2 separate regions of the Homo sapiens genome follow, and region 1 is linked to region 2. The links are chromatin loops, found by intact Hi-C in ENCODE. Cell type or tissue: MCF 10A. All regions are shown on one strand.

Region 1 (8,000 bases), 110 kb before region 2:
TGTGGTTTTGCATTTTTGGTTTAGGATAATTTTTAATTCTTCGGTGGTCTTCCTGTGGTGTTTACAACCTAACCCCTACCCTCTGCCAAAATCATCCTCAAAGGCCATTTTTGTCTTGCACTATGTTCTACCCTTACCCCTCCGGACATTAAATAGGGACATAAAATGGATCTTATCATGGAGAGCACAGACGGAAAGCAAAGACTGTTTTGTTCTGATTGTTGGTTATAAGTCTAGCTTAAAGCCGAATTGCATGATGATGTATTGTGATAATGTAGGGAAAATATTGGCCCCTTCAGAGAGAGAGAGAGTTGTGCCAGCCCAGCCATGGTGGGCAGGCAAGGTTGGAGGGGGCCTCCTGGAGAAGGCGGTGCTTGCTCGGGCTGAGTCTTACAGAAGAGAACAAAGGCAACAGTTGTCCCTGAGAGGGGACTGGAGGGGATGATCTCAGAGGAAGTAGATGATATAATAAACCAGCATGGTATTCATTGGAAACTACAAGCAGTTCTGTGCTATGGGAGCCTGGAGCCTGAATTGGGTTTCAAAAGAAAGAAGGCCAGAAAGTGTTCCAGGCTAAGGCATAGAGCACCTCGCAGACTCTTAGGGATGTGGGCTTAGATAAATCCTTTTGATGCCGTGTGAAGCCTGGCTCTGGGGAGAAAAGACTGGCTAGAGAAACTCCAGGTAGAAGGCCGTCGTATACAAGAGGCCAGTGGCGGCACCCTGAGTCAGGCTGGTGGGGCGACCCTCAGGACCTTCCTAGGACAGGTGGAGGTTGAGTTAGAGGGAGCAGGTGAGACCTGGACTGTGACCAGGCACCAGAAGCGAGAAGAAGGAGCTTGTGGGCATTTGTTCTCAGGTTGTGAGTAGGCCGGAGGTCCATGAGTATGGGGTCGTGAGAAGTAGGGGCAGACATGCTGCGGGCGGTTCCCAAAATACAGTTTCTAGAGCCGAAGAAGGCCAAGAGAGTGAAATCTGGGGAGCAGAAGAGGATCCTGGCAGGTGATGGGGAGGAGAATTGGGAGAAAATGGCATGGGGGAAGCCGGGAAGGGTACCTGTCAGCCCGGGGGAACAGAGATGGAATTGATATCCATTATTCCAAGGAGTCTGGCCCTTTAGCAAGAAGAGCACTTTATATTCCAAGTGAAGCAGTCCTGTTCAAAATAAGCAGCTCCCCATTTCTGAGAAGATGCTGAGTACATCTTCTGCCAGAGAACTCAGAATGTGAATCAGAATTCTCAGCCCTATTAAAGTGGCATCTTCTCAGGGCTCGTTCCTGTAAAGCCCCTTAAGGGCACAGCCTTCCTTTAAACTCTCAGCCAGGAACTGTGGTCTCATCTGGATTTGCCGCCGCAGCTTTCCCTGGACTAAAGATGGACTTGTGCCACCATTCTCAGAGGAGGGCAAAGGACAGGGGTCAGCAGATTCCTCCTCCTCCTGAAGGGGGTTCTTGAATACATATCATCCAGAAGCAGGGGGTCGTGGCCCCGAAAGGTCAGGAGTGGGGGGAAGCGGTACTTGTGAACAGACAACTCGGGAGTATACATCACCAGTAAACCCCAGTCCCGTAAAATCCGTAAGGCTGCAAGCTTATTGTCATTGGTGGTGGTGTTTTTGGTACTTCCTCTGCCCTTCTTTTATTACAGTTAAATAATTATTCCATGAGCAATTCTAAATAAATATTATTTAATAGGATTTATTGGTTTTTTGTTTTTTTAATTGGGATTGTCATTATCAAATAGATGCCTCTTGTGTTGGTATACAGTTAATTGTTGCTTCTGTTGAAAGATGGATCATGGGCCGGGCACGGTGGCTCACGCCTGTAATCCCAACACTTTGGGAGGCCGAGGCGGGCGGATCACCTGAGGTCAGGAGTTTGAGACCAGCATGGTGAAACCCTGTCTCTATTAAAAATACCAAAAAAAAATTAGCCATGCATAGTGGCGGGCACCTGTAATCCCAGCTACTCAGGAGGCTGAGACAGGAGAATCGCTTGAACTGGGACTTGGAGGTTGCAGTGAGCCGAGACCGTGCCATTGCACTCCAGCCTGGACAACAAGAGAGAAACTGTCTCAAAAAAAAAAAGATGGATCATAAAGCTTTTGAAATACACTATTATCAGAAAAATACGTGATTTTTAAAAAGTGATATTTATGTCAGACCACAATTATCATTTGTTAAAATTGTTACTTTATTCGTCTTGAGAATCTAGCGGTGTCCAAGAAAAAGTTTTATGGTAAACTTGACCTTTCTTTTCTGAGAAATTCTAGCATTTTGTGTTTGCTTACAGTAGTAGAAGGCCATTAACAAAAACTCCATTTCTTTGGGAGAAGTGCTGGAAATGTTTGGAGTATTTCTTTATGAGAGCTTAAACTTTAACAAACAAATGATTTCCTTGATGCCAAGAGATACAAAACCTGAGAGTGCAGCTGCACTGACTTCGCGGGTGCCCTGCATTTAAAACCACGGTCATAGCGCTGCGGTGCCCATGCTTGAGTGCGCCCAGCATCACCTGCAGGCTCACGGAGCCACAGACTGCCAGGCCCTCCCTGAGCCTCTGCTTCTGTGGCCGTGGGTGGGGCCTGACGATTTGGCTTTCTTGGGTGTCCCACAAAATTGCTGCTGCGGCCGCTTCTGCTGCTGTCTGGGTTGTCTGCCTTTGAGAACCCCTGGTATGGACAGTGTGGTGTGAGAGGCAAGCAGGATATTCATCTTATGGTTTGGGGTCACTCTGCTTCTTACGTGTCGGGAGAGACACTTCCCCGACCCCTTGTTTTCCATCTCTAATTTTAGCCGTCTAGGGCAGAAACAGTCCCGGGTAAACACCAAGGCCTCGTGGGAGGCACCTAGGAGGTGAGGAGGGGCTACGTCTGCCGGGTCTCCAAGCAGGAGTGAGAACCAGCTAGACAAGGGGAGGCCTGGGAGTGCGAGGGGGCTCTGGTGACAGGAAGTAGTCCCCTCTGACCCGGTGACACCGTGGGGAGCAGGTGATGTGGTTCCAGTGCTCTGTCATCCTGGGGTCAGTAGGATGAAAGATGTCGTAGCAGCACAGGCAGCACTGTGGAAACTGTTCTCACGACTGTGAGTCATTGAGGCTCCTGGACGCGGCGGAAGTGCAAGCGGGAAAAAGGATGGCAAGTTGAGTAACCTCAGGGGTAAGCAAGGAGGTGTGAGAATCACTCACTTCCTCGGCAGGGCCTGCACGCACCTGGTGCAGGAGCAGCAGAAGCCATGCTGGCTCTTCCTGCTGCGTGTGCATCTGGCCCTGGAAAGAGGCACACCCAGCAGCGGGCTCTCCTGGCTCACCCGGGGCCGTCAGGGCGCTGCAGTTTGCAGGAGCATCCTTTGGGCTCTTACCTCAGTCGGTGGGGCTGGGCAGCTGGGTGTCTCCAGCCCATCATGCTGGAACATGCTGGAAGCTTCCTCAGGGTACTCGGGCTTATTTTGGTAGTCATACACATGAAATGCACTTTGGGGGAGAAGGATGAAATATTTTGGTTAATCCACTGAAAAAATGAATGTTGAGGAACACAGCCAGCTTTCCTGTTATTTATTAATAGGCTTAAGATAGCCAGAAGGACATTTCTGCTAGAAAGTTATTGCCAGCTGAAAAAGAACAAGTCTTCATTATTATCCAATTTGGTATATATATATATATTTCAGGTTTTTATGAAGCTAAGGGCAAAGGTCAGCTGCTTCCTATTCCTTGTGGATTGTGCTGCTGATGGGAACTTCCTTTGACTTCACAAATACAAGGGATTGGAAGTGCATTCTTTGTTATCTCATATGTAAGATGAGGCTTTTAACACGATTTTCTTTTAGTTAATTTTAAAATATTTTATTATAAAATTCATTTTTTTTCAAATGGTGCAGATAAGCATAAAATAAACAATAAAAGTTCTTCCTTTCCTTCCCTCCAAGCCTTTGTGTGGCACGTTCTTGGCATGTTGCAAAGTGCCGTCATCATCATCATCATCATTGAGTTTGGAAGAGGAAATGATAAGTTTTATTTTTCCCTTCTCAAATTTTTGAATTTGAGGTGTCACAGGCAATCAAATGAAAATAACCAACTCTCTGTAGAGGTGGTAGTTGCAGCTGAACATTTTTGGGACTTCAATGTTTAGGCAGTATTTAAAACCAGGGAGTTATATTTGATTGCCTGGGAGAAGATGTGGAATAAGAAGAATGGAATAGGCCCCTGACGATAAGTTTTTAAGGGGAGGGTGGAAGGGAGGGGTCCCAAGCTGGGAAACTTTGGAAGAATGAGCTGAGGCAGCCGGAGACCTGGGGAGAGAGTGTGTGTTTGAGGGGAGACGGCGCATAGATGTCAGGTGGGGCAGGAATGGAAGAGACCATGGGATGCAGCATGTGAAGAGGTGACTATGTGTTCAGTAATTTCTGGAGAGCAGTTAGGATCAAAACTAGGTTTGCATTTTTAAAAAACAATTTGAAATAATTTTAAATGTACACGAGAGTTGCAGAGGCAGCACAGAGAGTTCCTGTGTGTCCTTCATCCAGCTACCCAGTGTCAACCTCTTACATGACCTCAGCACAGCGATCAAATCTAGGAAACATATGTTGTTACAGCACTGCCAACCACACACAGCCTCCTTGGTGCCAGCAGCCTTGCCGCTGTAATCCTCTGTATGTCTTGTGGTCCAGCCCAGGCCCCCACCCACATTGGCTGCCTTGTCCTCTGGTCCTCCCAGCCTGGGATGGTTCCTCAGCTGTTCTTGTCTTTCATGACCATGACATTGTAAGATGCTGCTCAGGTGTTTTGGAGGATGTCCCTCACTTTGGGTTTGTCTGATGTGTTCTCATGATGAGATTGAGGATCAAAGTTTTGGGAAGAATAATGCAGATGGGTTATTCTCAGTGCATCAGGTTTGGGGGTGCGTGGTGTGTGTGATTCTTATTACTGCAGATACCAACCTTGATCACTAGGCTGAAGTGGTGCCTTGTGTGTTTCTCCAATGTGAAGTTGTTATTTTCTTTATAATTCATAAGCATTTGAAGGAGATACTTTGAGAGTATGCAGATATCCTGTTTCTCCTTAAACTGCCATGCCCTAATTCTAACATTCATGTGTAATTACTATCCTGGTGTTCTAATGGTGGTGCTGTACCTCCCTATTTCCTTCCACGTTTAGTAACTGGAATTCTTCTGTATGAAAGAATTGTTGCTTCTCTTGTTGTTTATTTACTTGGTTGTTTGTTTATATCCATATGGAGCCACTAATATTTATTTTACTTCTTGGGTTATAATCCATTATTATTATCATTATTTATTTTGTTACTGAAATTGTTTCAACTTTGACCACTGACACACCTTCTAGCATTTTCTCTACCACAGCCCTGGATCAACCATTTTTCCAAGGATCTTTGGCTTTTTTGAGAGTGGGATTTAGAAACCAAGATGTGGCCTCTTTGTGTGCTCGTTACTACTGGAGCATTAGTGTTACTAGGCCTAGGCCCTCTCCGTGGACTTAGCTAAGTGATGCATTTGTGTGTAGTAAGCTGTAAACACATGCATATTGATTTGCGTATCTATGTACAGGTGTGGAAACTAGATTTTAATGACTAAACAGGAGGTAAGGGACTAGGGACTGGAATAGACTAATCTTTCCAGAAGTTTGGTGATACTACTGAATAACACTGTTTTTTCTAGCTTTCTCTGTAATACAATTTTTGCAATAAATACATAGAGAGCATGTGATTAGAGGAGCCTGTCTGTTGGGGAGACCTCGAAGAAAGAACAAGGCTAAGCAGGGATGTTTAGTTTCTGCAAGAGGTAACTTATGTTTGTAGATAGGAGAAAGGGGGTTGCTGAAGAAAGTATAAATCAGTGGAGTAAAGGATGAGAAATGGGAAGGTATGAGAAGATTAATTCAGGACAGAGATACAGCATTTGACTTGGCAAGCCCAAGCACTCTTCTCTGAGACGTGGGAGGGAAGGAGAGGTGAATACAAATGTGGTGGAGCTTTGAAGCTGGACATGAGAGCTGGTTCCCCTTGGAGCCTGTCTCCTGTTAAGTGAGAAGCCAGGCCATGTCCTGAGAGGTGGGGGCCATGAGTGCCAGGATGGAAGGGTCAGGAGAGAGGAGACATGGCAACCCACCCCTTCCTCATGTTTACTGCCTGGCATAGTTGGCATTTTTCTTTATGTTGAGGAAAATGCTGCTATGATCTGATTAGTAGGTGCTAAATACCCCAGTTTGTATAAAGTAGGATGGTATCTTTGCAGGGCTAATGAAATGGCCAAATCAGGTTTGGGTAAGGCCACCTGGAGATCCATGTCCTTCAGCTGATGGCAGTCTTCCTGTGTATCCCAGCTATCCACAGAGATGCTTGCGAGTTCTACCATCGCAACAGCGGCGAGGCCAGGTTCTCCCATCCCAACAGTGGTGAGGCCAGAAATTTCCAGGCTCATCACATCTACCTGCTCAGCCTGTGGTGGGTTGGAGTTGGGGTTGGGACACCCCACCTGCCCTTCCAGAGGGCGACTGTCTGCACCTGCCCAGTGTGCCCCCCGTTCCCTCCTCTGCAGTGTCAGAGCTGCTGTGCCTGGATCTGAGGAGGGGCCGTGGGAGAAGAAGCCGCCCCCACGACACTTGCGCTTGCCTTTTCAGCTGGAGCACGGGGTGGCGGCACCGTGTCGTTCTGCCCACCTCACCCACTGGGATGCAAACTTGCTGAGGCCAGGGCTTCTTCCTGCCATGCCTTGCCACCACGCCCCTTGCCTCCCCTGGGACATGCCGTTCTCTTCTTTGTACTCATCTGTTTGGTATGTGAGGGGTTTTGCGTTTTGTCTTCTGCTCTGTAATTTAAAGGGATAAAACGCTCACATTTAACTTAAGCCAAAACCCAGTTTCAGTCTTTCCACCAGAAATCCCTGAGATGTAGAATTGTGGGAAGCTCCTTGGAGGCTGGCGGGCTGCTGGGCTGCCCCTCTGTGGGAAGACAGCCTGCAGGCTTCAGTGGGCTGGGCTCTCCCGGCCATGGCTGCCTTGGTGGCTAACTCAGGCTGCGGCGACAGACTGGTGAGGCAGGCGGACTCTTCCCCTGATGTTTAATATAACCTGACAGATAAAGTGGATTGTAATGAAGAAATTATCTAAAACCCATTTCTATTTCTTTGTTTGAAAAGAAAACATGGCCTTGAATATGATTCTTGGAGAAAAAGAAGAGACGCTTTGATTAGGAATTATTCTCTGTACTTTTAGTTTTGGATCAAGAAGAAATGAAAACCATTGGCCACAAGCTCTTGAGTGTTCCAAGCAGCCTTCCGTGTATACAGGGGGCTTTTCAATTCTGGGCTGGTGTGGGTTGGTGCAGTCAGGATGACAGAGGAATATTCCACAGGACAACGAGGAGTGACTCTACTGTGGGCGTTGTTTCTGCCCCTGCAGCCGGGGCTGTGAGGCTGCAGGCTGCCCTTTGCTGGTTTGCAGGGGCCATAATTCTGGCCTGGAGCTTGACAAACGACCCAGGACCTCTGAGATGGGAAATGAGGTCTGCATCCCGTGTTCTAATCAGGATTCGCTATCAAAGGTCATTTTCCACACTGTGGCTTAATAGAGTTGGTTTTATATTCCCTGAGGGATACAGACTTCCAAATTGTTGCAGTCTCACTAACTGTAATGTATACAGCTCATGTTTGAAAGGAAATCGCCTCTCCTCCAAGGCAGCGGTTCTCAACCAGGGAAACTTTTCCCCTCAGGGGACACTGGGACATTTGGCAATGTCCAGCAACCTGGAGATTGTCACATCTAGGTGTGGGGGTGGCTGGGTGGTGCTGCGGAAGATTGTGTGGTGCACAGGGCAGCCCCACAAGGAGCGGCCCGGCCCCAAATGGCCCTGGTGCTGAGAGGGACAGACGCCGCTCACAGAGAAGCGACCACAGAGGCCCACATCCAAGCAGGCTTCCCAGAGCAGGCGGGGCTGGGAAAGCTGTTCTGTGGCGCAGCATCCCAGTGGCTGTTACGGGGTGAAAGCCCCTC
Region 2 (8,000 bases):
AAAAATAGAGTCTTTATGGCTAAGGCATTATTGTTCATAAATTCAGAACTAGAGACACACAGAAGAAATCATTACATACTTCTTTACATGAGGAGAATCATGACTGGTAGAGTGGCCTAAGAGGCAGGCGTGGGGGCTTTCAGACAGCAGAAAGACGGGGCTGGTGTCCAGGAGGGCGCGGGCATGGGTAGGGCAGCGCCCGGGCTGTGCTCAGTCCAACCGGGGCTCTGCGGGGCGGTTTTGGCCCACAGTTGCCAGTCATAGAGTAGCCAAAAGTTCATATTTTCATTTTTAATTATCTGATTATTAGATGTTGATATCTAACGTGGCATTAAAAAACATTCTGCGAGCCCAACCAGACACATCCAACCCGACACATCCAACCAGACAGCGGCCTGTAGCCTGCCTGTTCCAAGCTGGGCCATGAACCCCTAGGGACAGAGGCTTCAGTGAAGCCCTCGGTGCCTCGGCTCCCAGCATGGGGGGCGGCCCGTAGACATGGCAGTGCCGCGTGCATGGAGAGGGCGGCGTCCACGGCGACTTGTGGCCGAGTCTCAGGATGCTTCCCCCACTCTTCTTCCTCAGCCCCTCCTGTGCGTGTCCAAGGGTCCTCTCTAGTTAGGGATATTTTCTGCAAGGTCTGACATCGTGTCTTCTTGTCTTTCTATGCTGGGAAGTGCCAAATAAGTAATATTAAAGGGTTCTTTGTACAGAAATCAATGATGATGTGAATTCAGGGAGAATCACTTGCATTTTACACATGTTCTCTGGGGTAGGTTTTCAGCAACAAGGATGCCAGCGTGAATCTAGAGCTAAAAAGTAAACACGAGTCAGTTCCATTTAATGCTGAAAATTATATCATGAGCCAACTTTGATAGGGAATTGAATGTAAAAATTGGGCTTTAGATTTGGAGAAGATCCTAGATCCTCGTAGGAGAAGAAAGACTGGAAATGTGGTCTGGCTGGTCAGGAGCCGGGACAGCAGGTCCCACGCTATAGGTGTACACAGATTCTCCCCGCTGGCTTCTCTGTTCTGTGGCATCTTCCTGGTTTCCTGGAGTCAGGGCAGCTCCACTGGCCTCAGTTTCCAGAGAACAAACCTGACTGAGGTGGACTTGCCACCTTGGCCACTGACCAGTTCCGACCCCGCCCCGCCCCAACTCCAGCTCCACCCAGTTCTCTCATTTCCTCTCCTCTCACTGCCACCAAAACATTATGTCAAAAAATGGGGGTTTCTCAGTCTGTATCAGTTCACTATGTGTGCAGAAAATTTATCGGAATGACTTTAACGGTAGTAGACCACCCCCCAATTCTGAGTGCTGACAGTTTGTAAAAGGCCCTTTCCAGGTGCTCTGCCAAAGCCACTCACGCACGGCCTTCTCACGGCGTCGGGCTGCTGCGCCCCACGGTGCCCCCGCGCTGGGCCATCTTGCACGGGCCGCTGCTGTCCAGTGGCTTCGAAAGGAGTTTGGTAGTTGAGGTGAGACCGCAGGTGCGCTGCTCCAGTGGCTTCGAAAGGAGTTTGGTAGTTGAGGTGAGATCGCAGGTGCACTGCTCCTCAGGAATGGCAGAGGCTTCCCATGATGGGGAGCATCATTTTCATCTTTTTTTTTTTTTTCGGAGGCGGGGTCTCGCTCTGTCACCCAGGCTGGAGTGCAGTGGTGTGATCTTGGCTCACTGCAGCCTCAACCTCCCAGGGTCAAGCAATCCTCTCACGTCAGACCCCCAAGTAGCTGGGACTACAGGCACACGCCCAGCTAATTGTTTTGTATTTTTTGTAGAGATGAGGTTTCACCAGGTTGCTCAGGCTGGTCTTGAACTCCTGAGCTCAGACAATCCTCCCACCTTGGCCTCCCAAAGTGCTGGAATTAACAGGTGTGTGCCACCGCGCCCAATAGGGAACATCATTTTAAAGCAGCTCTTTGCTTCCCAGCGGAGATTCCATAGCAGCCGTGTGTTGTTCCGATGTGTGTTTTCCCAAATGCGCTACACAATTAAGGTGCTTAGGAGGGAGGAGAGGCAAGCACAGAGGTTTGGCTTGCACTAGCTCCACGTCCTTCCCGGGTTTCAGAAAGGCATGTACTTGCCCTTGCACTGCCCAGAGACCAGGCCCCAGCACTGCCTCCTCTCCATTCCCCACGGAGGCTGAGACGATTCCTCAGTCCATGTCACCCTGAGAAAATCCCCCTCCAATAAGGCATTTGATTCTGTGGAGTCCGTTATTGCAGAATTTTACCTCCACTCTGTCCTAGGCGTGTTAACATTCGAAGTCTAATTCTAACTCTTAGACACTCTCACCACGTCCTTAACACGAGTGAGTTTACTAGTCTGGACACAGGAGGGAGGCTTCTGGAAGACTGGGAAACCCCAGGCCTTCTTAGATATGAGCAGTCCTTGCTGCTCGTGATGAATTTCATGCATGACTTTATCACTGTCCATCGGAATCCCGCCGAGGCTCTGGAGGCAGAGATGTCAGATCTCTGATGACAGTGAACTTCCACAGAGGGCAGCAGCATCTCCCTGTGTATCCTTGTGTATCACTATGTATCCCTGTGTGTCACTGTGTATCCCTGTGTGTCACTGTGTCACTGTGTATCCCTGTGTATCACTATGTATCCCTGTGTGTCACTGTGTATCCCTGTGTGTCACCGTGTATCCCTGTGTGTCACCATGTATCCCTGTGTGTCACTGTGTATCCCTGTGTGTGCCTGTATGTCACCGTGTATCCCTGTGTATCACTGTGCACACAGTAAAATTTAACAAGAAGCCAGTCCATTCCACCATGTTACCATGTTGCAGATTTAGGGAGGCGTAACCACACAGACTTGGTACTGGTCTTGATTGTGGAGGGCCTTTATGCTGAGCCAGAGATGAGGAAGATGTTGGTGCCTGGCTATAAGGGCTTGAGCCAGGTGGATACGGAGGGCATGCAGCCAACACCGCTCTTGAGACACCGGCTGGGTTAGTGTGGAAAAACTCCATTGAATGGTTTGCCTTTCTCCCTGGAGGTAGTTAGGTGTACTAGTTGAAACACCCATTCATTGGGAACCCGTGATCCAGGGGCTTTACAAATGGGCATGTGTGAGCATAGGCAGCATAGGCTGCCGTGGCCCCAGGTGTCAGGGTGCAGGCGGCTCCTGTCTTGGAGGCTTCCATCCCCCGTGGAAGCTCGTGCTGGCCACTGGAGCAACATTCCCGCAGGTGGGAAGGCCGCGAGGAGTGGACGAGGCAGCTCAGGCCTGGGGGACAGACTTGGAGCTCACATGCCCATCGCCCCCCTGTCCTGTGGCAGTGTCTGGTCCAGCCTCATCCAGGGAGGGAGGGAATGTGGCCTCCACCTTGAGTGGCATGTCCCAGCTCCAATGCTGTTCCTTAACAAGGGCAGGGAGGGAGGCACAAAGGAGTGAGGAGTGGTTTCAGACGCTCAGACGGAGAACATTCGGCTCAGAAACAGAATCGTGCTCTCCTCTGTTACTAGATTTTGCCAACTGCAACTGAGGACTGAGCTGCTGTGGAGGTGGGCTCCTCACCATGGGAGCATCACCGGGGGCTCTGCAGGGCTGTCTGCCACGAAAACAATGCCCAGAGCTCTCTCCTCCCCTCATCAATAGACCAAAGTGTGTACATCCCCAGGGAGCACACAGGAAAGATAGCAGAAAAGAGCATTTGGAATAAATAATGTACAATCTAGCTATTATACTCCTTGGGTGGTGATGGAGAGGTTGAATTTTTAGCAAGAGGAAAGAGGGAACAAAGCCTAACAAACATTGAGGTTAAAACATGAAGTCATCTGCATTTACACTTTGCTTCAGGCCGCGGCAGTAATGAATACTCAGAGCCGGCTTTCTGTTTAATGTTTGATGCAAAGTCACCGGGGAGTCATTCTCCTTCACTTTCAATTTCAGGGGTCCTGAAACCCTGCGTTTCTCTGCGGTAATAACCCGTGCTTTCCGTTCCCGGGGCGGGCGCGCTCTGACTGATCAGCGCAGATGGAGGCTGTGCGGACTTGGACTTGGACGGTTTTCCTCCAGCCCACCTCCTGGGCACCCGCCATCTCAGGGCTGTTTCCTGAAAACCCAGCTCTTGCCTGGATGACATGTTTTCCAGGCGAGTGACTCATCAGAACAGCCAACAGCTTAGAAAGTCCCTCTGCCCCCAGCTGCTGGGGGGGAGGAGCCCACGATGCAGATGAGCTGGTCACAGCTAATCACAGCCTCCTCCCCTCAGATCTGCACTCCAGCACTCCAGCCCTGCTTCTCCAGGCAGCTTGATCGCAGGCTGTGGGAAGTGCTAATCCAGACACCTTCCCGGTCCCCTCCCACCTTCTGCTGTCGTGTGCTGCCAAACCTCACAGGGCTGGCTGCTGCCGCCGAAGCCCACCACCATGGCCTCTCGTGTGTACGTAGGACCCACTTTCCCACTTGTCTTTAGCTGGGAATCCCAAATTAGAGCTGCAAGTGTGTGTTGATTTTACCGTAGAAAATGCAGCCAGTTTTAATCAACAGATAAATGTTCATTAGAGAATACCGTTGTTCTGCTGTTTAAAAGGTTGCCGTGCAGGCCGGGTGCAATGGCTCACGCCTGTAATCCCAGCACTTTGGGAGGCCACGGCAGGCAGATCACCTGAGGTCAGGAGTTCGAGACCCGCCTGACCAACATGGTGAAACCCCGTCTCTACTAAAAATACAAAAATTAGCCAGGCGTGTGGCACATTCCTGTAATCCCAGCTACTCAGGAGACCGAGGCAGGAGAATCACTTGAACCCGGGAGGCGGAGGTTGCAGTGAGCCAAGATCGCACCACTGCGCTCCAGCATAGGTGACAGAGTGAGACTCCGTCTCAAAAAACAAAACAAAACAAAAGGTTGCCATGCGATTTTAGAATTTAATGGGTAATCTGGCCCTGTAATTTGGTTAAATAAATAAATAAATAAACCACCCACGGCCCCGAGAGGGCCTCTGGCTTGCTCAGCAGGCGGTGCCAGGGTGCAAGCTCCTCCCAGTACCTCCGTCTTCCCTGCCTTGCTCTGAGTGGGGCTGTCCTTCGGGCCCAGGCCGAGCTGTGGCTTGAGGTTCAGGGCCGCTTCACTGTGTGCTGATAATCGGGTTCCAGCGCTTGTCTTTCAGCGGTTTGTAGGCGTTCTTTTACATCCTTTCTTCTCATTAGTACTTGAACAAAGTTATTTTCCTCCTCTCATGTAGACAGCTCTGCCTCGAGTCCACAGCCCTGGGTAGCCGGACGGCCCCGAGCAGCCTCCGTGCATCGTCTGGGCGCCGAGCCACAGCCCTTCCTCCTGGGCTTTGTGTCATCCCCGCAGCCTCCTGAGCCTCTGTGCATCAGTGAAACCAGAACCATCTGGGGCTGCTTTTCTGGTCTGAAATGTGGAGCTGGGTCAGTCCCCGCCTCCCACCCCGGGGCTGGATCCAAGTGGGCCCCCAGCCTTTTAGGAGCACATGTCCCACTGCAGCAACATGGGTCACGTGTCCGAGAGAGATTGTCACCCGTGGCTCTGACACAGCTTTGCTGGGCGGCATCCTGTCCGGTGTGCTGAGCGATGTCTCCAGTGCAGTTCAGGCCTTCAACACCAAGCGAGGGCCTTGGAGAACGTGCGAATAGGCTTTCCGGGAGGCATGGTTCCAAAGGCGCCTTGCCCAGCACTGACCGAGGCCACACCAGGTGCCACGCTGGTCTGCTCGGCCCACGGCCCGGACACCCTCTCTGCCCTCCTCTCGCCTCCACCTCCCCTAACTTGCACACACTTTCTTCTAACTCCTGAAGCAGAAACTTTTTATTTGATTAAATTCGAGGAATCTTTATAGAGTTTAATTGCAATAATTGACTTTGCTTCTGTCTTAACAAAGAGTAAAATCTCCCTCAATGCTGCTGAATACCATTTGCCTGCAGCTGGGGATTTACTGGGCATATGGGAGCTATTTATTGCACGTACTTTGAGGCCTTTTGATTATCTCCTGATTGCTTCTTAACTCTGTTGGCAGGGGAAGGGCATGTTTGTGCAAAGAGGGCCAGTCTTGGGAAAATTGAAATATATTTCATATATTTGAAAGTGAAAAATTGCTCTTTAGTCCCTTTGTTCATCTTAAACTTTTACTTTTTTTTCTGGATTTTAACATTTTTCATTCTCATTTTGGTCCTTTACTAAGACATTGAGAAAATATGCCCTTTGACACGGCAGCACGGAGTGTCATTAACCTAAAAAATAACACAGAGTCCTCGAGTCTCTTAGAAAATTACCCAGGAGAAGAGAGCGCAGTGCTAGAAGCAGAATCCAGTATACTGATCATCACTCGGTTTCCACAAGGAACATATTTCTAGCAGAAAGGGAGAGTAGGGCTGAAGGGATTGCTGTCCTTCCTCCATCCCTACGACGAAGGTTGAGTGTCCCTAATTCAAAAATCCAAAATGTTCCAAAATCCGAAACTCTGTGAGGGCCACCACGCTGCCACAGGTGGACAGTTCCCCTCCCGACCTTGCGGGCGCAAACTTTGTTTCATGCACAAAATTGTGTAAAATTCGCTTCAGGCTGTGTGTGTAAGAGGTATATGAAACATACATGGAGTTTACTCTTAGACTTGGGTCCCATCCCCTGATATCTCATTATGTATATGCAAATATTCCAAAACCTGAAAATATCGGAAACCCAAAACACTTCCGGTCCCAGGCATTTTAGAGAAGAGATACTCAACCTGTATCCGCGGAGATCAAGACTGTGTTCTGTGGCTGTGCTGAGAGCGAGGTGATGATTCACTTCCAGTTGAGAGTTCATGTTGGATGTTGTGGCGGGGCCACAGCAGCTGCCTCCGACTGACCCCTGCTTTGTGTCAGCCGCTCTACGAGGACGCTGTGAGGGAGGCATGATCATAAGCCCATTTCACAGATGGTGAAACGGATCCTAGAGAGAGAGCCACGCGCCCAGAGCCCCAGAGCCACACGCTGAATTTCACCAAGCAGCCTCCCACACGGGCTCCCTGGTCAGGCCCTCATCCTCCGGGCGAGGCAGCGAGGCAGGCAGGTCAGCCGCTCCCTGGGCCGGAGCTAGTGGGTAGCAGAGCTGGGAGCAGAGCCCAGGCTCATGGCTCCCGGTCAGATCTTTTCTTCCCTCTCTCCTTCTCGAAAGTCACACGGGGCTGCTCATGCACAGAGGGTGCTTTCCTGCTCGCCCTCACTCTCATTTAGCCAATGCATATTGAAAGCCTGCTATGTGCCTGGCACTGGGAAAGAAGTTGGGTACGGCTGGATGCCAGGGCACCTGCAGGATGTCTGTAATTCAGCGTGTGGCTCTGCGGCCTTGGGCGCGTGGCTGTCTCTCTAGGGTGAAACAGTCTCATGATCATGTCTCCCTCACAGTGTCCTTGTAGAGCAGCTGACACAAAGCAGGGGTCGGTCAGAGGCAGCTGCTGTCCCTCTGCCACAGGGCTAGAGATGTCAGAGGTGCTGGGGTGTGCCAGGCCTGGGGTACCACGAGAAGGCCAGAGCCACAGAAAGGCTTAGGGGGGCTGTGTTAGAGCCTCCGAGAAAGCTCACAGGGCAGCTGGCCTGGAGGGAGGTGCCGGCAGAGGGGCCCATTGGGAGGGGGCTGTTAGGACAACACCGAGGCTCTGACAAGGCCATGTCAGGAAAGTGGCGATGGTGGCTGGGGGTGCCCCATAAGGCTGTTGCCTACACCTGGGAATCCCAGGAACTGGCCTGGAGGTGTGAGGTCCAATTCAGACTGCCGGCTGTTCCTACAGTAGAATTGGGGTGTGGAGCTCTGGGGAGAGGTGTGAGGCTATTTTAAATAGCGTCTGGGGGTGTCGGTGAGCAGGTGGCATTGGGCGCCCTGAGCAAGGATGAGAGCAGGCAGGGAAAGGGCTGTGGAAGCTGCAGCAGTGCGGCCCTGAAGGACGGGGTCGGGAGCCCGGGGAGGAGGCTGTCTCACGTTCACCGTGACGGGAAGGAGGCCGGAGGAGAAAGCCTCATAATGTCCAAGGGGGAGAACTCAAG

What was found. A loop is a pair of places that touch in the nucleus more often than their neighbours do. Peaks named below come from ENCODE experiments on the same cell type or tissue, not always from the same donor. Only the 100,000 strongest peaks of a DNase experiment are listed, where the experiment ranks them.
Region 1: a loop joins it to region 2, with 2.9 times the contacts of the local background. A loop is called at or near these places in 4 of 110 quality-filtered maps.

Annotation. Positions count from the first base shown.
Region 1 is chr17:80,718,221-80,726,220 of GRCh38, forward strand. The region is part of intron 4 of RPTOR (regulatory associated protein of MTOR complex 1); the gene reads left to right. Among named protein-coding and RNA genes, the nearest start is that of RPTOR, 180 kb to the left of the region's middle. RefSeq lists enhancers at 2,588-3,787, 7,552-8,000. In MCF 10A, no CTCF peak of the experiment used is centred here; DNase peaks (open chromatin) are centred at 3,131 and 6,761.
Region 2 is chr17:80,829,149-80,837,148 of GRCh38, forward strand. The region is part of intron 9 of RPTOR (regulatory associated protein of MTOR complex 1); the gene reads left to right. Among named protein-coding and RNA genes, the nearest start is that of CHMP6, 160 kb to the right of the region's middle. RefSeq lists enhancers at 2,698-3,470, 3,937-4,246, 5,016-5,787 and a silencer at 4,075-4,291. In MCF 10A, no CTCF peak of the experiment used is centred here; a DNase peak (open chromatin) is centred at 4,143.